Linked DNA regions of Homo sapiens: all the other regions are linked to region 3. A link is a loop called in an ENCODE intact Hi-C map of the cell type or tissue named here. Cell type or tissue: endothelial cell of umbilical vein. All regions are shown on one strand. Each heading gives the region's core, and the rest is flanking DNA. Links, peaks and the distances in the headings are about the cores only.

Region 1 (8,057 bases), core at 3,407-5,906, 74 kb before region 3:
TAATTCCTGCAATCATTCATTTAAAAAATATTTATTGAGCACACTGACTATATTTTAAACACTATTCTAGGCTCCAGGAACACAGCAGTGTAATGACAAAGCCCCTGCTCTTGTGAAACATGTTCTATTGGGGAGGGGGGTCAGCCAGTAAAAAAAAAAAGTAAATAATAACTAGAATACATAAGGAACTTAAACAACTCAATATCAAAAAACAATCGTATTGTAAAATGGGCAAATGATCTGAAAAGACGTTTCTCAAAAGTAGATATACAAATAGCAAACAGGTATATGAAAAATGCTCAACATCACTAATCGTCAGGGAAGTGCAAATCAAAACCAAAACAGTATGGAGATTCCTCTAAGCACTAAAAGTAAAACTACCATTTGATCCAGCTACCATTTGATCCACTACTGGGTATCTACCCAGAGGAAAATAAGTCATTATACGAAAAAGATACATGCACAGGTATGTTTATAGCATCACAATTCACAATTGCAAAAATATGGAACCAGCCCAAATGCCCATCAATCAACGAGTGGATAAAGAAATTGTGGTACATATATATATGATGGAATACTACTCAGCCATAAAAAGGAAATAATTAATGGCATTCACAGAAAACTCGATGAAACTGGAGACTATTATTCTAAGTGAAGTAATTCAGGAATGGAAAACCAAATATCATATGTTCTCACTCATAAGTAGGAGCTAAGTTATGAGGACGCAAAGGCATAAGAATGATATAATTGACTTTGGGGACTTGAGGGAAAGGGAAGAGGGGGGTGAGGGATAAAAGACTACACATTGGGTTCAGTGCATACTGCTTGGCTGATGGGTGAACCAAAACCTCAAAAATCACCACTAAAGAACCTACTCATGTAACCAAATACCACCTGTTCCCCAAAAACCTATGGAAATAAAAAAATTAAAACCAAAACCAAAATGAGATACAATCTCATCCCAGTTAGAATGGCTATTATTAAAAAGAGTAATTTTAAAATGCTGGCAGAGAAAAAGGGAACACCATACACTGTTGGTGGGAATGGAAACTAGCAGAGCTGCTACAGAAAACAGTAAACAGCTTCCTCCAAACAATAAAAATAGAACTATCATATGCTCCAGCAATCCCAGTGTTGGTAATATTTCCAAAATAAAGGAAATCTGTATATCAAAACGACATCTGCACTCCCATGTTTATTGCAGCACTATCCACAATGGCCAAGTTATGGAATCAACCCAAGTGTCCATCAATGGATAAATGAATAAAGAAAATGTGGTATATATACACAATAGAATACTATTTGGCCATAAAAAGATTAGAAAAGATTAAAAATTTAAATGAAATTCTGTCATTTACATCAACATGAATGGAACTGAAAGTCATCACGTTAAGTGAAATAAGCCAGAAGACAAACAGCACATATTTTCACACATATATGGGAACTATAAAAGTGAATCTCATGGAGATAAAAGGTAGAATGGTGGTATCAGAGGCTGGGAAGGGTAGGGGGAGGGGGAATGAGAGATTGCTTAAGGGATACAAACAGACATTTAGATAAAAAAAAATAAGTTCCAGCATTTGATAGTACAGTAGGGAAATTCTAGTTAACAATAGTTTATTATGTATTTCAAAACAGCAAGAGAAGATTTGTAATGTTCCCAACACAAAGAAAAGATAAATAGTTTAGGTGATGGATATCCCAATTACCCTGATTTGATCATTACACATTGTATACAGGTATCAAAATACCACATGTACTCCTTTTGGGTACATGTACAACTTTTGGGGTATATGTATAACTAATATTTATCAACAAAAATTAATAGAAACAATAAATATGTAATATTTCAGATATGTGGTAGGGAAAAATGAAGTAAAAAAGAGGTTAGGAGTACTCTTGCTATTTTATATAGGGCAGTCAGGGAAAGCTTCATGATAAAGTAACTTACAAGTATTTCATAAAATTTTTATGCCTTCAGATTGGAAGATGTAACTTCTTACTTCTTCTATAAGCTATACAATAAGTATTCACGCATTAAGGTATTTACATCTATTTGGTCAGTTTATGGAGCAATGGGAAAAGAGAAGCCACCTTCCAGGTACCTACTATGTGCCACACACTTTATATACTATATATGTTATCTCATTTAATCCTCATCATCAACCTCTGAAGTATTAGTAAGCTTGCTGTATAAACGGGGACACTAAAGTTCAGTGAAAATAAGTGAATAACCCAAGACCATATAGTCGTTAAGTATCAGAGGTAGGATTTGAACCCATGACTGATGGGATTCAAAGTCGTGAAGCTAAAGCTGGATGCCCTACGTAGCTACTGGAAAGTGCCAGTCAGAGAAATTATACTGCCTTGCATACCAAGTGATGTAAATTTACTTTTTATCTAGACTTACCTTAGGGCATGCAGAACTTTCTACTTTGTATTTATTTATATTGTGTCAATTTTCCCCAAGAGGTTATATAAGCTTTATGAGAGTGGCATCTGTGTCTGAATCATCTTCGGTGTCTGGTAGAGTGTCAGAACCTTGGCGGGAACCTCTTAAACATATGCCTAAATACTTAACTGAATGAAATAAACCCAGAAGCTTAGAATTAAGTCACTAACTATTAAGTCTTTCCTCAAATAACACCAATGTTTTTTGAACAACACACTAGGGAAAAGTCTTATGGTAACTAAGAATGTCACCTGCTTCTACCAAGGTAATTAATAAAGAGTTAAATCATAAGCACTTAAATCAAATTAGAAACAGGATTTGCAGGTGAAATTCACAATATTGACTAAGTGGGTTTCAGTGTTCTTTGAAGCAAAGTCTTAATTGTTGTTGTTGGTAGTGATGTTTTTCTAACACAAGGAGCCCCTCCTACTGCTAAGCACATGAGTTCCATGACCTTTAACCTTTGGAGTTAAACCTTTTGAGAATATATCTGAGAATTGTATATATATACACAGATATATATATATACGTATATGTATGCCATTCTTTATATATATATAAAGTTTATATTTGTTATAGATTCCATAGTCATATTTCCCCTTTGTAAACCACTGGACTAGAGGATCAAAAATGCTTTTTGAACCTGTAGTCATTTTTACTCTTCAGAGTAATAAATGAAACAGTACTTCTTTCATTCTTGGAAACACTACTTAAGGGCATCTTTGTAACCAAGCAGGTGAGAGATTACTACACACTCAAGACTAAACTAGTGGAGAAACCATGAACAGATTCTGTAGAATAATGTAGAACAGTGTCTTTGTTATGCCCAGGGTCAATTTGTAAACAGCTTTTGCTTCTTCTGGCATAGAGGAAAAGAAAGATTTGAGGATATGAAAAGAATGACTCTTACAGCAGGGGAATAAGTGGACATCTGCAACATGGCTGCAGGCCAAGAGATAAGGAGAGTAAAGACAGTGTGCCTCCCTGCAAAAGGGCAGGGCCAATGGACGGAAAGCACAATATATCTGATACCAAGTTTTAAATTTCCTTTCTGCATTGTAAATCCCTGGTATTATCCTCAAGCCTTAAACAAGACAACTTTCTGTTAGCTGGGTTTTGAGAAAGAGGCTGTTTTCCACAGTTTGGGGATGAAATGGGTCAGAGAGAGGTAGTAGTATCATGGAGAACCAGTTACTAGGAAGCAGGGGTGACTGAAAGAAAAGCTGTTATGTATGTGATACTAAGTGAGGGGACAAGAGAAAATTCACGTTAAGCTTGTGACACACGTAAAAATACCCAGGGTTCCTCAATCTTACTGGGAGAGGAAAGTGACCCCCAACATTCTCAAATAATCATGTTCCTAGTTTATATTAAAGGGAGAGGTAATGCAGCCCCTCCACCAATCTCTAAGGACTGAAGAACTAGACACATTTGAATTATACTATAGTGGTGCCTTTGTTTTCAAGGATAATAAAGGGCATTGCCAAAAGGCACATGTAAGAGCAAATGTATACATATGGAAAATTCATTGAGTAGTCTCAGGTCATGGCACAAAATGAAAAGATAGTTTGTATTTAAATAGTTCATAAAGTATATCCACATTTTCCCTAGACTAATATTTACTTACTTTATTACTTCAAACTATCCCTTTAAAAATGGATCATCAACTGGAAGTCATAATAATTTTGTTTTATTGCTTGCCATATGGGATTTTCTCCCGAATATTTGGACATTATAACTGCAGACAATTTGAGAATCTTTACCTCGGAGGCTCTCCATCCAACACCATTTTAAGAGAAGGGAAGTGACATTGCCACAAATATCCCTGATGTTCATCTCCTCTATAAAATCCCCATGCTTAAACCCTCACAGGAAGAACTTCCAAAGGAGAAACCAATGTTTTTGTACACCCAATACTTCTGGGCAATTTTCAAAATTTGATTTTCTGATGTTTGAGATGGTGATGAAGTAGTAGGGAGAGGGAGAGGTGTAGCTAATGTGCTTCAAAGTGGATGTCTCAGCTATAAAACCACAAAAGCCAAAATGGGATTATTGTTCCTCCAATGAATAAGCAATGAATAGCATCAGGAAACAAGCAACGGTCATAAAATAATGAATCAAATCCTAAATTGGTAGCATTTCGTTGTCAGTGTGACTCACTCCTTTTCCGTCCAACTCATCCTTTCATTAACAAAAGAAACAAAGTCACTCTGATCATCTAGACTTCTTGAGTATCCAATTTTTTCACTATTATTGTTCCCTCTTATATTTACAGACCTGTTTATTTAATCCAATGAGGTGGAGGCAAAGAGCTTTACACTGTGCTTTGTTGTAAGGAAGCATAGATGGCTAGAGAAACAGGGAAATATTGTGGTATAGAAATAGTAGTTAATACTTATTTAGTATTTACTAAGTGCCAGATAAAAGAGGTAAAGTAACATACCCATATTATAACTGGTAAGTGGCAATAGCAGAATTCCAACCACTGTACTTTACTTAGTGTGAATTCACATCCTGAATCTGCATTTACTTATAGACCAGATTTGATCTTAATGATGTGAATAATTCTGAAGTACTGTATTTTGCAGCCTTGAGGGAATATCATATACTAAATTCCTAATCATTTGTTTCTTCCACCAAGAGGATGTTGTGGGATTCTTGGTAGCACAATGAGAATAACAGAAGAGGTTCCCGGATCTGTAATTTCTTCCGTTTACTTAAACTTTCTGACCCAAGAAACTCTGAGGTTTCAAGGATCATCTAATGGAATACCTGGGCATCAGGAAAGACAGTTTCATATAGGAGTTAACAGCACAGACCTGGGAGCCGTAATGTCTTGGTTTGAATCTTGGCTCCTCCAGTTAATAGCTTGAGATAATACGTTACTTAACTTCTCCATGACAGTTTCCATATCTCCAAATTGGAATAATAATGGCACTTACTCTTAGGGTTGTTGTGGCGATTAAACAATAGAATCAGTCAAGCGAGTAGATCAAGGGCCACACTGCTTTGGCACCTCATGCACAGAAAGCACAAGGAGAAAATTGAGATGAAAGACCAATACAGAGCCCTTTCCTCTCTATTACTGGAGGGAAGCAGTAAAATAATCATGTGACCTTTGTAAGAAAGGGATCATGTGACCCTTTTAAGAATAAGAATGAAGTCAGTAGTCAGGTGGGCCTGTGAAGGAAGCTCCAGGTAAATGCAAGGAATTTTGCTCCTTAAACATTGTGGTTTTTGTGCTAGATGTTCTAGGCATCATATTCCATCAACTGAGTATTTATTGTATCCATATGGCACTGATGTAGGGAATGGGGATACACAGAATTGCAAATCGGTCTATCCTCCAGAAACTAACATTTTAGCTATGAGTAGACATATTGGGGGCACAGAAGGGCTAGCCTAGATGCTAGATATAAACATGGTAGAAGTTCAGAGAAGAGAATGGTGGGCAAAGGCTGAGCAAACCACAAGAATTCTGGATTTATGGCTAAGTTTTATCTTGATCTCATCCAGGCAGATCATAGATGCCAAGAGAGAGCCAGGGAGGTCCTCTAGGCATGGCAAAGGGTACAGAAAAAATATAGAAATGTATATGATATCACTAGAGTCCAGTAGTTCTACCAATTGGCTGGAGGAGACGATTCTACAGGGAGAGGAGTAGTGGGAGCTGCAGTGAGAGGTGTAGGAGGAAAAGCTACCTCCACAGATTTGACTCCATCTGTGGAGGTAGATTTTCCATGGCCTGAAGTCTTGATGCCAGTTTGGCACCTTGGTGAGCAGAAGTTTCAGACCTCGTCCCAAATATTTTTGGTAAAATACAAGGTAAACTACTTCAGGAAATAACAATAATAATGAGTGGTTATCACAAATTCCCTGTGAGCTGAATGGACTATTATTTCTTATTCAGATTTTTTCATTGATTACAAAGGATATTAAACCTACTGATTGAATGCGCAAATCCACATGGGCCAAATAGCATCCTGGCAACATCAGAATATCTTTTGATCCTCCCAGTAAATGCTCTGGTCATGTTCCACTGTTGGGAATGTTCACAGACCATATGCTCTTCAGAAGCATATATATATTCCAGTGGATTTTCTCCTACTTTTACTGGTAACCAGTCAAGGATTCAGATATTATCTATACAGATACGAGGTATACTTAATTTCTCACCCAGATTAATTTAAAAGCACCCCTTAAAATACTGCCCAAATGTAATTCTTTTCCGTGCTTTTAGTGTCAACAACAGCATGGCTTTGCCTATTAAGTTAAAACACAAAAAGGTTACAAAAATGTTTCAGCAAATATTTAGCTAGAACAAGGTCTTCAGAAGAAAAATAGAGGAGAACAAATAAAGGTTTCATGTGGCCAATATTACAAGTGGCACTTTACAAATAAATACATCTATATCCAAAGCCTTTTCGTTTTGTGGAAATGTCTTCTATCAATCAGTTAATGACATGTGTCCCAGACCAGACACTGCAGACAACCATTCTAGCTTGTGGTGGGAGTAGGGTTAAAGAGCAAGGGTGAGTTTACAATGTATCAGCCTAATATGATCACCTTTTAGGTATTTAGGATACTTAGATCAAAGGGAATTGGCATATGAATATGGGGCAGACAGAGATTTCTTTCTTCCTTTATATTCTCCCTATATAAGAATATACAATATACTTCTCTAAGTGTTTTTACTATAACCTTTTACTCAGCTTTAGAGAACGTGAAATGAGGTCAAACTCCTTGTTTATAGTGTCCAACGTAATTAGAATAAAGTGTTGTTTCACCTGGCTACTCACTTTGCCAAATGCCAAGGGAGGAAAAACAAGGAGTACCCCTAGTCATTAATATCAGAATGAAACTGCTTTTCTAGAGCTAAAACTGCCATGTCAAGTTCTGTGTAGAGTAGTCAAAGGGTCCAGGGGTCCTCCCCTCGGGATTCTAAGTCCTGTCAACACCTTGACCATCTCTATGCAGAGATAGAAGAAACTCAGGGGATCGGGAAGTTGAGTTCTTTTGTCTATGCCTCCATGGCTGATACTGGAGAATGACTCACACTTTCTCCAAACCCCTTCTAGCAGGCCTTCTTGTACTGCAGATGCTAGAAAGCTAAACACACACACACACACACACACACTCACTCACACTTTCCAGACTCCCTTGCAGCTAGAGTTCTAATTGTGGTTTATAATCTAGTAGTCAGATGCATCCACGGGATGACTGGAATGAGAATGTGAACTTTGTGCTGGATGTCAGTGATTCTTTCAAGCAGTGAGTTCAAGGCATTCAGTTCATTTGGAGAGCACTGGTGAAGGTTCTAATAGCTATTCTCCAGAATGACAGATGCTGAGCACCATGAGGCAGCAGGGGCAAAGTGTTTGCTAGAAACATCCTGCAGTGTGATTACTGGTACTTCTGGCCATGTAGCATCCAAACCACGTTCTCTGCCTCTCCCAGAAATTCCTTGAAGTACCATCCTCAGTTATTTGTTGCCATAAAATGATGCACAACAGCCCTATAATTTCAGTGACATACAAAAATAAGCATTTAGTTATCCCATAAATCTACAGAGTTCAGATGGCCTGGCCTTGGCTGATTTTGGCTG
Region 2 (8,057 bases), core at 3,407-5,906, 330 kb before region 3:
GTTGTCATTTGGAAGCCACTGCAGAAGAGAGCTTCATGAAATGAATGGGTAGTCATTCATACTAAATGCTGTAAATACTGTAGACAAGTTAACCAGGATGACAACCGAGGGCAAAATATATGTATGTGTGTATATGTGTGTTGGAGGGCTGGGCGGGGGGAGAAAGCTTGCTGCTCATGTATCTGGATTTTTTTTTAATTTGGATGATTGAAGGTTCACATGCAGACATGCAGTTCAACTGTTTCCTTGGGTAGATTCCTAGAAGTGGAATGACTTGATCAAAGGGTTTGAGCATAGGCCTTTGATTCATGTTGTTAGGTAGGTTTCCTGGTTTTCATTGTTTTTTGTTTTGTTTTGTTTTTGAGATGGGTTCTCACTATGTTATCCAGGCTGTTTTTTGAACTCCTGGGCTCAAGTAATTCTCCCACTCAGCCTCCCTAGTTTCTGAGATTACAGGCATGAGCCACTGTGTCTGGTTCCAGTGCTCATTTTTTTATATGCAATGATGAATAGTTTGTAATTTTGTACACATCTGGGTGTGCAGAGACAAGGTGAGGAAATCTGCAGCAAAGGAAAATACAGAATTGGGCTTCTGTAGTTGCGGGTCTTTTCCTAATGAACACAGTCCAGCCCTCATCTCCTCTCCACTTTCAGTTTCCACACTCTACATCTCTCATCCAGAACACAAGTGGAACAGGGACCATTACTCATTAGCTGCATGGGGATTTGAATAACCTCACAGTGGAGGATGTTCTTGTCTGTTATGGTGGCAAGTAACTACAACTAAATGCGTGACCAAGACAGAGCTAACTCGAGTCATTAATTAGACTGTGAAGTCTGGAGGGAAGTTCTCTGAATTTAAGATTACAGTTTTGAAGTTTGGCATCTGCTACCACTTCAAGGATTAAGGATTTACTGCTCACTGGAATTCAATATTTAATATTTTAAAAACCATTCAGCTCCAGCTTGCAAATGAGTTAAATTAAAATAATACACAGACGTTCTCTCTGAGGCCGTGGTTTTTATTGGTAGCAACGCTCATTAAGAAATTTTACTGGCTGGGCACGGTGGCTCACGCCTGTAATCCCAGCACTTTGTGAGGCCGAGGCGGGCAGATCATCTGAGGTCGGGAGTTCGCGACCAGCCTGACCAACATGGAGAAATCCCGTCTCTACTAAAAATACAAAATTAGCCAGGCATGGTGGCACATGCCTGTAATTCCAGCTATTCAGGAGGCCGAGGCAGGAGAATCCCTTGAACCCAAGAGGCGGAGGTTGCGGTGAGCCAAAATCACACCATTGCACTCCAGCCTAGCAACAGAGTGAGACTCCGTCTCAAAAAAAAAAAAAAAAAAAGAAATTTTACTTGAGCCATACGTTCATGAGAGGTTCTAAATAAGCACACAGATAGTCTATTTCAGCCTTCATTTCCTACAAATGCTGTATATAGAAGCAACTTTGTGTTTCTTTTGTCAAGATAAGACATTTGATTTACCTCCTTATCTTGCATTTAAATTTATTTCACAAGATGGACCTGTTTTCAGGTACCATAAACACCCAGTTCTACTGGGTTTTCTTTGACTGCTGGGGAAACTGTGGACTGTGTCTGATGCACACATTTTATTGCATCTCCCCTGGCATGAGATTCATATACATTGGCATCTTCTCAGAGTGAAGTTGACTCTCTCTGTTTCCCTATTCCAGAATTTCACTTGGCATATGGTGATTCCAAAACAGTTTGAGGCTCATTTTGCTTGGTTTTTGGCAATCTCAGCTCAGCCGGTTTCACTCTGAGAGATCTCCTGTTTGTTCCTTCATGAATGGCCACAGAAGCTTTTGCTCTTGGCTCTGCATTCTAATAGCACCTCCTGCATGGTCTGTGGCAAAGGAATGCTTTGAAATATGCGTCCATACTATGTGGCTTTTCTTGCTGCAGTTTCTGTTCTTTTTTATTGTAGGATCGGGAGACTCACCACTAGAAGACGATGAAGTCGGGTATTCACACCCTAGATATAAAGGTGAATGCTTTGCTTATGTGCTAATGAGGACCTGCTGGTGCCAGGAGAACTTTCCTTTTTGCCTTGTGAAACAGATTGTAATAAAGTGACCAGACAACACATTTAAGTTCTAATTATCTATCAAGGAAAAAAAAATATATATATATACTCCCTTTTTTAAAAAAGGAAATAAAGCAAAATGCATTGGAAATCTCTGAAATGCTGTCTTTCAGCATCCCAATGGTCATTTTATTCTCATAAGTTTCTTTACTGTCCTCACTTCTGCAAAGGCAGCTGTAGCTGATGAAAGTGAAAATCAAGCCTAATTCATACATTACAGCCAGAATCATCCAGAGTAAACCACCTAAGGTCAAATCTGGACCAAGTGCTGATAATGTACTAAGATGAATGGGGAAGGAGAAAACTTGATTTTCATAAGCTCATTTCATCGTGCTCTTTCTGAGCCCAGCATGGCTTCTGAAACGGTATGTTAAAGTATGTTGCTCAAATGAAACTTAATGATAAAGAACTCCATCTCTACATATTCCCAGCAATCCACTCCCCAGCACGTATAAAAAGCCTAAACAAGAACCTTCTGTCCAGACTCAGGTAAGTATGTCCACAAATATTTCTACTGGTGAAACATTTCTCTGAAGCTTAGGGAAACCTGGGAGAAATGAAGGTAAATTTAGAGATGCTTTCTCTCTGAATCTAGTTCCTCTTACAGTGGAGGAAGAATTTGAAAAAAAAAAAAAAATGGTTAACAAAGTTTCACTGCGGCATTTTGCCCTGGAAATTTGTCCTAATTCCTGGGATGAGGACATGGCCCTTGTTTGTTGTGATGTGTCTCAGATACAGGAGAATCAGGGTAGGACTGGACAACTTTTGACTGGAGATGTCCTTCAGTTGTTTTCTACACAAGTGAACAATATTTCCAATATAATGACTGGTGCCTGGTGCTTATGTGCAGGTGTGCTTCCCATCACATACCACATTTTTTTGTGAGATCTGAATGCAAATACTCATTCCTACCTATAGTTTCTATCTCCATAGCCTCAGGAATTAACCAATCAAGCAAAGCACAAATACGTTAATCAGATGCTTGGGGTAAGGAAAGGTTCTAATTCGCAAAACTTCTTAACTATTTATGGGTTTAGATTTTTTTTTCTTTGAGTCCCTTGTTGAAAAATCTTCCTAAAACACATGCATGCACAGATGACCCTTCACATCTACAGCAGGGGTTGCCTAGTGCCCTCAGGTCCTTGTTCTTCACATCCATCTTCACCTCACAGCATTGCAAATGTGACAGGTAGACCAGATGGCCAAAATGTGTGCTTGCCCTAGAACTTACCCTGAATGTTTAAGAATAAATTTTCTTAGGGCATTGTTTCTATTGTCAGTTAAATTGCTTACTGGTAGCAATCATTTCAGTATGTATAAGTATATCAAAGCATCATGTTGTGCGCTTCATACAATAAAATTTAAGTTTTATTTATTTTTATTATTATTTTTTGAGATGGAGTCTCACCCTGTCACCCAGGCTGTAGTGCAGTGGCGTGATCTTGGCTCACTGTAACATCCGCCTCCCAGGTTCAAGCGATTCTCCTATCTTAGCCTCCCAGGTAGCTGGGACTACAGGCACACGCCACCACACCCAGCTAATGTTGCATTTTTAGTACAGACAGGGGTTTCACTATGTTGGCCAGGCTGGTCTCGAACTCCTAACCTCAGGTGATCCACCCACCTTGGCCTCCCAAAGTGCTGGGATTACAGGCGTGAGCCACTGCACCTGGCCAAGTTTTTTTAATTTTAAAAGCTAGAGACAAGCCATTATTAAGTGAGGGTTTAGTTTTAGATCCTGAGGCCCCTGCACAATGTCCAGCACAGAGTAAGTGTTTTTGAATTAAAGTAAAATAAGAAAGAAAATTAAATGTAACCAACATTTACGGTGCTCCTGGTATGTGGCAAGCATGGCTTTTGATTCTTTTGCTTGGAATACCATCATATATTCATATTAATTGAGTGAGTTTGTGATGTATGAGTATGCAGGTCATATATATACATACATTAGTTCCCCCTTATCTGCGGTTTCACTTTCCAAGGTTCCATTTACCTTCAGTCAACCGCAGCCCCAAAATATTAGATATTTTGAGAGAGAGACAGTACATTCACCTAACTTTCATTACAGTATATTGTTATAATTGTTCTATATTATTATTAGTTGTTGTTAATCTTTTATCATGCCTAATTTATAAATTAAACTTCATCATAGGTATGTTTGTGTAAGAAACAAACAGTATATATAGCGTTAGGTACTATCCAAGGCTTCAGGCATCCAATATCCCCCGTGGGCAAAGGGGGAGTACTGTATATCACAAATATATGTAGTACATACAGATTATATTAAAACCCTTAGAGGAAGGAAAATTTATTCAAGGAAGTTCTTTAGGCCTTGTGTGAGCTCCTACACGTTTATATCCACATGGTTAAATTTAATCAGCTCTAGGTTAAGCCTTTAGGACATCACCTTTACCTAGAAAGTCCAGGGAAGATTACTTGAGTCTTGAGTTTAGGGCTCACTTGCAGCTGTCTGCAAAACATGATATGACGAAAGTATTAGCCAGACCAGGGACGGTGGTGCGTGCCTGTAGTTCCAGCTACTTGGGAAGCTGAGACAGGAGGATCACTTGAGCCTAGGAGGCCGAGACTGCAGTGAGCAATGATCATGCCACTACACTCCAGCCTGGGTGACAGAGTGAGACCCTGTTTCTAAAAAAGAAAAAAAAAAGAGAAAGTATTAGCTGAAGGAAATGTGAAGGCAAAACTAAAACAGTGGTCTATGCATAAGACGTGGCCAGAACTGTTGGTTTTTGTAACTGAGAAGCAGTTGGAGGCATATCCTCAGAAGAGAATTCCTGGGAAAGTAAAACAGGGTCTGTCCTCCTTCCTGGCCACATGATGGCGGTCTTACCTCACTCACTGACAGCTCAGGTGCTGGGTTGGAGTGATGAGCCAGGCAGTTGCAGGGAAGTGGCTCCTATTCATGGCATTGAGAGCCCGGCAGGCTTTAGGGAACTCCTCACTGTTCCCCATCAATTGTGGGACAATGGGGCAGTGGCTGCTGTAGGAACTTATCCACCAAGGAGCTAGTGTTGCCCTTATATTTTATGGATCTCAAAGAGAACATTTCAAAAGCACAGCAGGGAGGTTCTGATTTATTCATTTCATCCCAGCTGTGCTTTGGGCAACTATGAGACCAAAATCAAAACACCTGCAACTTTGCCATCTGGGGAGGGTGTCACCCTGTTACGTAAATGGGGCATAACTGGGGACACTTCTCTATGGAGAGCAATTGTTCTGTGACTTTAAGCGAAATTTATATCTTGTTACAAACACCTGGAAATTGTAGCATCATTTAGATTAATGCCAGTATTACAACATTTTAGAGAGAATGTGCATACGGCTCAGACGAAATCCAAATTAACCAATTATTGAATCCCTACCGCTATGTATGACATCAGTTGCCCTTGAAAGAATTATCTAAAAAATAAAAATAAAAAATCTTATGTATCTAGTTAAGGGAAATACTAAAAAGAACAAGCATTTATTGAACATATATGCTAGGTACTGTGCTAGATGCTTGATATGCAATTTTTATTTCGTCCTTGTAACAGCACTATGGCATAAGTATAGATATTGACTCAGAGAGGTTAGCTAACTTGTCTAAGATCACACAGTCAGTTATAGAGGAACTCAGATTCATGTTCAGATATATCTGACACTTAGTCCCATGATCATAACCTCCCTACCCGGAGACACCTAAGAAAACATGGGGCACTAATTGAAGGTCCAAAATTTGGAATGTAGCCAGCCTGGGACAGTAAGAGTAAGGGGACACATTTTCTGAAAGTGTCATTTCATATTTATCTCCTCTTTTGTTTCTGCTACTTGTAGATACCCCGTGGTGCTCCCCCATCAAGGTGAAGTATGGGGATGTGTACTGCAGGGCCCCTCAAGGAGGATACTACAAAACAGCCCTGGGAACCAGGTGCGACATTCGCTGCCAGAAGGGCTACGAGCTGCATGGCTCTTCCCTACTGATCTGCCAGTCAAACAAACGATGGTCTGACAAGGTCATCTGCAAACGTGAGTAGGCCAGCTCTGTGTTGGGTCCTCAGGGATGACCAGAGCCAAAGTTCTTTTGCTCTGAGATTGAGGATTTTCACTGAATATTGATGAGAAAAATTCTCCTTATGATCAGGGGGACACCAGGGGGATTCTAAGATATGGTGGAAGTGAGTTGGCTCCTCTCAGAGAGAATGATATGATCAGCTGTTTGAGAAAAGGGGAGAGAAGATCATTGTTCAGAAAATGAGTTACATTTGTTCAGTTAGTGCTGGATCCTGAAGAGGTGTTGGGGATTTAGAAACAAATAAGACGCACATGGGTCCTGCCATGAAGAGGCTTTAGTAAGGCAGAGGTGTCAACTGGGAGATAAGTACAAGAAGGGTACAAAGTCAGGGACATATGGTAGCAGATTAAAGAAGAGTTCTCCTGGCTGGGCGCAGTGGCTCATGCCTGTAATCCCAGCACTTTGGGAGGCCGAGGCGGGTGGGTTGCCTGAGCTCAGGAGTTCGACACCAGCCTGAGCAACACGGTGAAACCCCATCTCTACTAAAATACAAAAAATTAGCTGGGTGTGGCAGCGTGCATCTGTAATCCCAGCTACTCAGGAGGCTGAGGCAGGAGAATTGCTAGAACCCGGGAGGCGGAGGTTGTAGTGAGCCGAGATTGTGCCACTGCACTCCAACCTGGGTGACAGAGCAAGACTCCATCTCTTAAAAAAAAAGAAAAAAAAAGTGTTCTCCCAAGGAGTGGGGCTTAGGGAGGCAGGAAAGAGTCACAGAAGAAGTGATGCTTATTTATGAAAGTGAGTGTGCCTCAAGGGAGAAGCTTAGAGGAGCAGCATTTCAGGGGCTGGCTTTTAGCTTCATGACAAGTCATACCTCATTTGGAAAATTGCAAGTGGTACAGCATTGTTGAAGCACATTTTAGATGTCTTTGGTATTCAAAACAGCCACCACTTTTTGAGCGCTTATGGTTTGCCAAGAATTTCACATACATTTGATTTTTACAGTAACACTATCAATATGGGTGCCATTATGTTAACTTCATTGTCAGGGAAACTGAGGTTTCAAGGCTGCAGCCATGTCATCGAGACTATGCAGACTCTGCAACTGGGTGACTGTAGTGGACAATCTGCTCTACCCAGATCTCCTCGATGCCTTTTACTAGTTGTATGTATCCAGTACCCAGCTTCTGAGTACTTTGCTCTTAAAGACTTGGAACTTCAACCTTATTCAGAAGACTGCTCCTTCAGAGGACTGATCCCACTCGCTCTCTCTCTCTCTCACTCTCTCACTCTCGTTCTCTTTTCACAAGAGAAAGCATCTCCTGTGAGCAGCCTGTAGCTGCCCAATGACTGACTGATAAAGAATTATGAAAGCCCAGCTTCCTTGCCTGGGGGCAGGACAGAATGAGCTGTCATTCACACTCCAGAGCTTCCCTATGGGATCAGGCTGCTGCTGACTTTGCCTGAGATCTCATCTTGCCTGGATTTCTCCCCTTCCCTGTTCTGCTTTCCTCACCCCCTCACTAGTCTCCCTGGGAGCACTTTCTTACTAAACCTCATGCACATAAATCCGTATCTCAGAATCTGCTTCTGGGGAGCTCAACCTAAGATAGTGGCTTAGCTGGGTTGCCAACCCAAGCCAGTGTGACAGGAAACTTTGTGTCTTCTGTGTGACATAAAACCATCCATTGTTTCTTAAATTCCATTTGTTTTATTTATTTATACAAAGTCGTGTTCTTGTTGCCCAGGCTGGAGCGCAATGGCGCAATCTCAGCTCGCCGCAACCTCTGCCTCCTGGGTTCAAGCGATCCTCCTGCCGTAGCCTCCCGAGTAGCTGGGATTACAGGCATGCGCCACCACGCCTGGCTAATTTTGTACTTTTAGTAGAGATGGGGTTTCTCCATGTTGGTCAGGCTGGTCTCGAACTCC
Region 3 (7,880 bases), core at 3,783-6,282:
CTTAACATCTTCTCACCTCGAGGTAAAAAGTTATCCCAAATGCCATGCTCATCTTTCTGGGTTTCATTATTCTATGTCTTAGATCCATAATTCTTCCCTATCTTGTTAAAAAATCCAATTCCCTTGAGCAAATGTCTATTATATTTTGTCCAACCTTTGTAATTATCAGTGAAAGAGATGGTCCTAATTACATAGTCTACCATTACAGAAGTCTTTAAATATAATTTTAGTGGTTTGTAAAGTGGGTCCAAATGTTTTTTATCAGCTGCTTCTATGGCAAACCTTTCTAGACAATATAATTTATTCATATTTAGGGAAAATTAATTATTAAAAACTCATTAACAGGAATTGCTTATGGCTGTTCAATGCGTAGAGCCAGATATAAAATATTATATGGGTGAAACCAAGATTGAGGGTCTCACTAAAGCATTGAAAGAGGTTTTATTTGGAAGCTTTAAAAAATTCAATTTTAACACCCTTTCTATTTTATTTTTTCATATAATTATATAAAGTAATGAAAATATTTTTTCACCAAGCCCCATACAGATGCCCACCAAGCCCCTCCAGTTTACCTCAATGTACCATGTAAGTATTATCCTCTATGTGGGCCATAGCATGGAAAAGTTTGGAAAGGACTGACCTACCAACATTTACTTTATATCAATTTTTTTTTTCTTGCTGGCAGAACTCACTTTTCACCATACAGAATGAAAAAACAAACATTTGTTGTCCCATATGTTTTGCCCGGTGGGGAGTCACGTGGCCCAATCTTGGCCACTGGAACCTGAGGAGAAAACTCCTGAGGACTTGAAATAAAGATTTTCTTTCCTAAGAAAATCCGATCAACCCCAGAAAATGCTCATCTTAGTCACTGAACGTGATATCTTTGTTCCTAGCGATACCAGAACTAATGCAGCCGTGTATGACCATGAGGCTAAATGTTGCTGACATGCTGAGGATATTGGCATGGAAAGATGAAAAGCACAGAAGCCCCAAAATTTGTTGAGCAACTAAACGAACCTGGAATATCTCTGCCTCTGTATGTCTGTGTATTAGTCTATTCTCTCATTGCTTTACAGCAATGAGAAATACCTGAGACTGGATAATTTATGAAGTAAAGAGGCTTAGTTGGCTCGTGGTTCTGCAAGCTGCACAGGAAGCAGAGTGACTCCTGCTTCTGGGGAGGCCTCAGGAAACTTACAATCATGGTGGAAGGTGAAGGGGAAGCAGGCACATATTACATGGCTAGAACAGGAAGAAGAGAGAGAGGAGGGAGGTGCTACACACTTTTAAGCAGCCAGATCTCATAATAACTCACTCACTTACTCTCACAAGAACAGCACTGAGGGGATGGTGCTACCCATCATGAGAAATCTGCCTCCATGATCCAATCACCTCCCACCAGGCTCCACCTCCAACACTGGGGATTACAATTCAACATGAGATTTGCTGGGGACAGATCCAAACCATATCAGTCTGGTTATATAAAAAAATAAATGCCATTATTTCAGCTCATCCTATTTGGGTCTTCTGTTACTTGCAACCACAGGATGCTAGTTAATAAACCCACTTGTAGTTTTAAAGCATGAGCCCCAAATTATTTGACACTTCTCCCATTGAGAAGTGGATTATGTGTCCCCTCCCCTTGAATCTGAGTGAATGTTTCAATGATTAGAGTATGGTAGAAGGGCTGCTGTGTAACTCGTGACACTAGGTGATAAAAGGTGACATATCTTCTGCCATGCTCGATGGAACCCTCATGCTTGGAGCCTTGAGTTGCCATGTAAAAGATCTGGCTACCCTAAGGTTGCCATGATGGTAAGAAGCCAATCCACTCGGTGGGGCCATGTGTTGTTGCTCCAGTTGGAAGTGCTAATATTTTATTCATCCAAGCCCAGATATCAGACATGTGAATGAACAAGTCTTCAGATGATTCTGGTCCCCACCATTGAATTTCCTCCAGTCTTTGAGTCTCCCCACCTGAGGCCCCAGACATCACAGAGCAGAGGCAAATTATTTCTGCTGTGCCTTGTTCAAATTTCTGACTAAACGAATCCATGAGCATAATATAGTAAATAAGCTGCTAAATTCTGGGGTAATTTATTACACAGGAATGGTAACTGGAACAACACTTCTTCATCTCACTTTATATGCATCATGAATGATCACATAACACAAACTTGAGATGTGCTGGTGTAGCTCTTGCAGTATTAAGATTAGGTAACTTCAGGGTTTAACCCACCCAGGCATAGAAACAGTTCTTTAGGGAAATAAAACTGATGTTCACAAAGACACTACGAATCCTTCTCATGAATAGACTGCCGGAGTTGCTCATAGGATGAAAACTTTGGTAAAAAAAATTCTTGAAAGAGGATGTGCTTCCTCTATGAATTACAGTCACTTTTCTGCAGTAACCCTGCATGATCCACAACTTAGGAGAACCAATAACAAACACCATACTATCAAGTAAACAGCCTTGTTTGGTTCTAAGTTCATAAAATAAGAGCCTGAGGTTCAGAAGCCCAGGAGTCCAGTTAACACCTATGTGCCCTGTAGAAGTTACTTTATCTTCTCAGCTTCAGTTTTACTTGTAAAATAAGGGAGATGGACTAGAAGACTAATGGTTTCCAACTTTGATTCTGGGGAGCAAAATAGAAAAGTGTTGTGGTTGGCTGAATAATGCTCCCCCTCAAATTTGTCCACATCTGAATTCTGAGAATCTGTGAATATGATACAGAGTGCAAAAGACACATGGCATATGTGATTAAGTTAAGGGTCTTGAGAGGGAAACAGGAGGGCAAGAGTCATACATCTCTCGTTTATAGAGATGCCTCACACTTCCTTTGAAGCAGAAGCGAGAGAGGAGAAAAGATACTACTGGCTTTGAATTTGGAGGAAGGGGTCATGAGCCAAGGAATGCAGGCAATCTCTAGAAGCTGGAAAAGGCAAAGAAACAGAGTCTGTCTTGGAGCCTCCAGAAGGCATGCAGCTCTATGGGCCCATTTTAGACTTCTGACCTCCAGAACTGAGGCAGGAGAATAGGGTCAGGAGGCAGGGAACTTAAAACTGTTTCACGCTTACTTCATAGAACTAAATTGAAAGGAAAACCCTGGCCAGGCACAGTGGCTCACGCCTGTAATCCCAGCACTTTGGGAGGCTGAGGCAGGCAGATCACTTGAGGTCGATGAAGTCGGGAGTTCGAAACCAACCTGACCAACATGGAGAAACCCCGTCTCTACTAAAAATACAAAATTAGCTGGGCGTGGTGGTGCATGCCTGTAATCTCAGCTACTCAGAAGGCTGAGGCAGGAGAATCGCTTGAACCCGAGAGGCGGAGGTTGCCGTGGGTGAGCCGAGATCGCGCCATTGCACTCCGGCCTGGGCAGCAAGAGTGAAACTCCGTCTCAAAAAAAAAAAAAAAAGGAAAACCCTAACCTTCCATACCTTCCATGCCTAAGTAACAAAAGGACCAGAGGCTATTCCCTTTGCAAATCCCCACCTTTTCTGCAGGGCAGATGGGAAATTTAAAGTACCTCTGATTGGTTGCTTTTTGCAACCAAAGAGCAAAAAGCAACCAATCAGACATTTGCACAGGAGTGGAACTTTGTAACTTCACTTCAGCCTCTGATTGGTTGCTGTCTGCAACCAATCAAACTGATTATGGGCCAAATCTTTGTTTGAATAGAAGTGCAACTTTGTAACTTCACTTTAGCCTCTGATGGTTGCTTTCTTGCAACCAATCAGACGTTTGCATAGGAGTGTGGCCTTTGTAACTTCAGCCTCTGATTGTGGGCCACTACTTCATTTACATGGGGTGCACACCAAGTGGCCAATGGGAAATCTCTAGGGGGTATTTGGACCAGAGAAGATTCTGGATCCCGGCCCTTGAGCGGCTTCTCTGCCCGCTCCCACCCTGTAGAGTGTACTTTCGTTTTCAATAAATCTCTGCTTTTGTTGCTTCATTCTTTCCTTGCTTTGTTTGTGCGTTTTGTCCAATTCTTTGTTCAAAGAGCCAAGAACCTGGACACCCTACACTGGTAACAGAACTGTAAGAGAACAGGACTGTGTTTCTTTAAGGCACTACATTTACGGTAATTTGTTACAGTAGCAATAGGAAAGTAATACAGTGGTTAAGAGCTTGGGCTCTGCTATCAGACTACTTGAGCTCAAGTCCCTTTTCTACACCCTACTGGCTGTATGACCTTGGGCAAATTAAATTCTCTATACCTCAGTTTCATCTTGATAAAAGCAGTGATGGAAGAACTAACTCCTCTGACTTATTGTGAGGTTTTGAGGAAGTGTCTAGGATCATCTGGAAATTAGTAATTTATTTTAAAATTACTAATTTAAAATTACTACATTTATTTTAAAATTACTAATTTAAAATTACTACATTTATTTTAAAATGTAGTCATTGTTCTCTTGTTGAGAAGCATCTACTTTAGGAGCCGTGTATACAGCTTCTCATCAGATCCTTACAACCAGTAGTGAAATAGGTATGATGGTAAGTTTCCATATGAGAAAACTGAAGCTGTGGGAGGTGAATTTTTCCAAGTAACATAGCTAGTAAGTGGACAAATCAAAGTGGCTGGTTTACCACGAAATTAACTACATTTATGTGCCACATGATGGTGAATGAACAAATACGTGCAAGTAATCACAGCAGTGGGCACTCAACCACTAGTGCGGAGTCTAGACTAACTGCCACTAGGTCACCCCATCTGATCCACACTGGCGCCATTCCCAGTTCTTTACATTCATCCCTTGTTTCCAGAAAGGGCAGAGGAAGCGAGGAAAAAGTGCGTGGCCTGAAGTGACGCCTGGCGTTGCCCGAAGCCCGCCCAGCGCTGCCAGGTGACGCCACTGCGACACAAAGGCGGGGATTGCGTAGGGAAAGGCCCTAGGCCATAAACGGGGGTGGGGCCTCCCCGGAGGCCAGTGCGCGGCCGCGGTGCTCTACCGGCGTGTCGCTCCGCCCCAGGGAGAGCCGGCGCTACCATGGAGGAGTACCATCGCCACTGCGACGAGGTACCGCCCCTTGGCTACCTGGGAGCGCCCCCCACTCCCGCCTTCCTCTGCGCGGGGCTCTTGCCGGGTGGTCTCCCAGCGAGGGCGGTCCCAAGAGTTGGGGTGCGGCGTCCTCCGAGCCCGGGTCCTCTCCCCTGGGCCCGGGATCCGCCCCGCCCGACCCGTTCTCCCCACCCCAAAGTCCTGAGATTCGGGGTGGGAGGGGTGGCCAGGAGCGCGCGGATCAGACGGTGGGGTCGGGGCAGGGTTGGGAGGACGAGGCCTGACTTGGGTGCGAGGAGTGGGCATGGGGTGACGGGCGCCGCCCTCCTACCGGGCGGGCCTCGAAAACGGGTCTTCCCGCTGCTGCCTCCGTCCCTTGGCTTCCTCAGCGCGGGTGCTGCAGCCCCCATGGCTCGGAGTCTCGGGGTCCTGGTGGCACTGCCATTCCCGCTCCCGGTAATGCTTGCCAGGATTAGGCAAGGAGGTGCTTTATGGATTACGAGCCCTTGCTTACTGACTCAGGCTTTCCCAACCCTCACCAGAAACCCATGATGTCAGTTGTTATCTCCCTGTTATTGATGGGGACTCCAAAGAAAAGACTAAGTTGTCAGACCACTTTATAGTACTAAAGTGATATTAATCTTGAGTTATCAAGTATTTTCATAATCTTTAATTTGGGAAAGGAATTTTTGCCTAGAAATTTTTGCCTAGCATAAGTTAAAAACAAAATTGAAAATAGTCTACTAAGCATTCTCTTCATATGGACCACTTCATTCTCTCACTTAGCTGAAACCATTTCTATATTCTTATGACACATAACATCCTCATAGTCACCTCTTGCTTATTTCCTACGTTTTACAATACAATGATTCTTAATCTAGGATGTTCATTAGAATCACCAGTATAAAGCACTTTTTTAAAAAAAAATGTAGACTTGCAGGCTCTGCCCCAGACCTCACGGGAGGTAGGTAGGGAAAGCATTCAGTATTTTTAAGTGTTTAGGGGCAAGATTGGCCCCTTCTGTAGACCTGATGCCCTTTAACACTTTAACACCTGTCTAGGCCAGCCTAGGATATTCTGTGTAGCGTCATACTTGTAAGCCTGTGTTGAAAGCAGCTTTACCTTTTGTTTTCCCTTTAGGTTGGCTTCAATGCTGAGGAAGCCCACAATATTGTCAAAGAGGTGAGTCATACATTTTGTTTCTCTTGAAGCTTGCTGCACTGGTGGAGATTTTTAAAAGCTATATTTTGAGTTTCAGCACAAACTTAGAAACCTTACTGTTAAAAGAAGAATATTTTGTTTTGTTTTATTTTATTTTATTGTTTTTTGAGATGGAGTCTCGCTCTGTCACCCATGCTGGAGAACAGTGGTGTGATCTCAGCTCACTGCAACCTCCACCTCCTGGGTTCAAGCAATTCTCCTGTCTCAGCCTCCCGAGTAGCTGGGTCTACAGGCGCCCGCCACCACACCCATCCAATTTTTGTATTTTTAGTAGAGACGGGGTTTCACCTTATTGGTCAGGCTGGTTTCGAATTCCTGACCTCCGGTGATCCACCCGCCTTGGCCTCCCAAAGTGCTGGGATTGCAGGCGTGAACCACCACACCCGGCCAAGAACAAGATTTTAAATATTTATCCACTAACTCTTTATAGGGGTCCTTCTATATTTTGTTGTGTGCTATCAGCATCTTGAGGCTTATTCTGAAAGAGATGCTTAAGGATTTTCTTAGTCTAGAAAACTGGTTTAAAATTGATGCCCTGTCTTTTGGATAAAATAACTTTTATTCCAGAAAGCAAACATTATTTTAAATGTTAATGCTATAAAGTATATGTACGCATATATATGTACACACGTCAACTTTTATAATGTAAAGTATATGTATAATATATATGTATATTGTATAAAATAGATAACAAAAGCCCTAGAAATATCTGCCTTTGGGCATGTACACTTTTTTGCCCAATATAATTGGAAAAAATGATCATTTAACATATTTTAAGCATTGATATGATAGTGAATCAAAATTTTAAGAAAAATATTTGAAACTCCTTTTAGGCAAATAGAAAAGAAATTACCTTTGGGAATTAATTCTGGCAGGGGACCGTTCATTATTTTAGAGGTATCACATACAGACCACAGTGTGGGAAAGGTATTTTTTGACACCCAGGTCTGGCCTTACACAGCTAGAATTAACTCAAGGTCTGAGAGGAATAGACAGGCACCTGAAAATCCTGCCATATTTGAATACTTCAGAATTATGCATTCTATCTATGTAGCCTGAGAGTATTTAATTATTAAAAGTAGAAAGCAAAGGTTTTTAATACCTTTACAATGTAAAAGCACAAATGAGGGAAACTGGGAGGTGGAAGAGGGAGTGGAGGTAATGAGAAGGGAGTGATCTTAGTTTTCAAAGTGGCAAGTCAGGAAAGACTGTCCTTGGTTGATGGAACATAAAAGAAAGAATGCTGGGCTATTTGGGATTCCATTTAAATAGTGCCTTCTTCCTTAAGTTCTGAACCAAATGAAAAGAAAAAAGAGCCATTAGAAAGAGAACAAAATACCACCTTTATTATTGATAAAAACCAGTTTGATGATTGTACCTTGTTTTGCTAACTCCCATTCAGTTCAGCCCTGGGAAGAGTCATCCAAGAGAAAGTTTGAGTCAGCAGAGAGAAACACTTGTTCAGGCTGGTGCCTTTCATTGGTTTGGGTGGAGAGGGAAGGAGAAACTAAAGCCCAAGTTCAACACATTTGGGAGACTCCCAAATGAGATGTTAGAACAATGGTTATCACCCACCAACCAGGTAACTCATTCCACCTCCATGGGGAGGAATAACTGACAGGACAAGAGGCCAGGAATGTTAAAGAACA

Evidence for each region. Hi-C counts contacts between places; a loop is a spot of excess contacts. Peaks named below come from ENCODE experiments on the same cell type or tissue, not always from the same donor. Only the 100,000 strongest peaks of a DNase experiment are listed, where the experiment ranks them.
Region 1: it touches region 3 in a loop (2.6-fold over the local background); 5 of 110 quality-filtered maps call a loop at or near these places.
Region 2: a loop joins it to region 3, with 3 times the contacts of the local background. A loop is called at or near these places in 4 of 110 quality-filtered maps.

The regions. Positions count from the first base shown.
Region 1 is chrX:37,918,479-37,926,535 of GRCh38, reverse strand. It overlaps a transcript of SYTL5 not described here. Among named protein-coding and RNA genes, the nearest start is that of H2AP, 68 kb to the left of the region's middle. In endothelial cell of umbilical vein, for the core only: no CTCF peak of the experiment used is centred there; a DNase peak (open chromatin) is centred at 4,585.
Region 2 is chrX:38,172,245-38,180,301 of GRCh38, reverse strand. SRPX (sushi repeat containing protein X-linked) reads left to right here. Exons shown (of 10, transcript NM_006307.5): 2 at 1,958-2,017; 3 at 5,951-6,142. Among named protein-coding and RNA genes, the nearest start is that of SRPX, 45 kb to the left of the region's middle. In endothelial cell of umbilical vein, for the core only: a CTCF peak has its summit at 4,960 (motif pointing right); no DNase peak of the experiment used is centred there.
Region 3 is chrX:37,844,629-37,852,508 of GRCh38, reverse strand. It overlaps DYNLT3 (dynein light chain Tctex-type 3), which reads left to right and starts at 4,938. Exons shown (of 5, transcript NM_006520.3): 1 at 4,938-5,028; 2 at 6,151-6,192. The coding sequence starts at 4,999. RefSeq lists a silencer at 5,165-5,274. In endothelial cell of umbilical vein, for the core only: no CTCF peak of the experiment used is centred there; a DNase peak (open chromatin) is centred at 4,828; H3K4me3 peaks cover 1,138 bases; H3K27ac peaks cover 1,165 bases.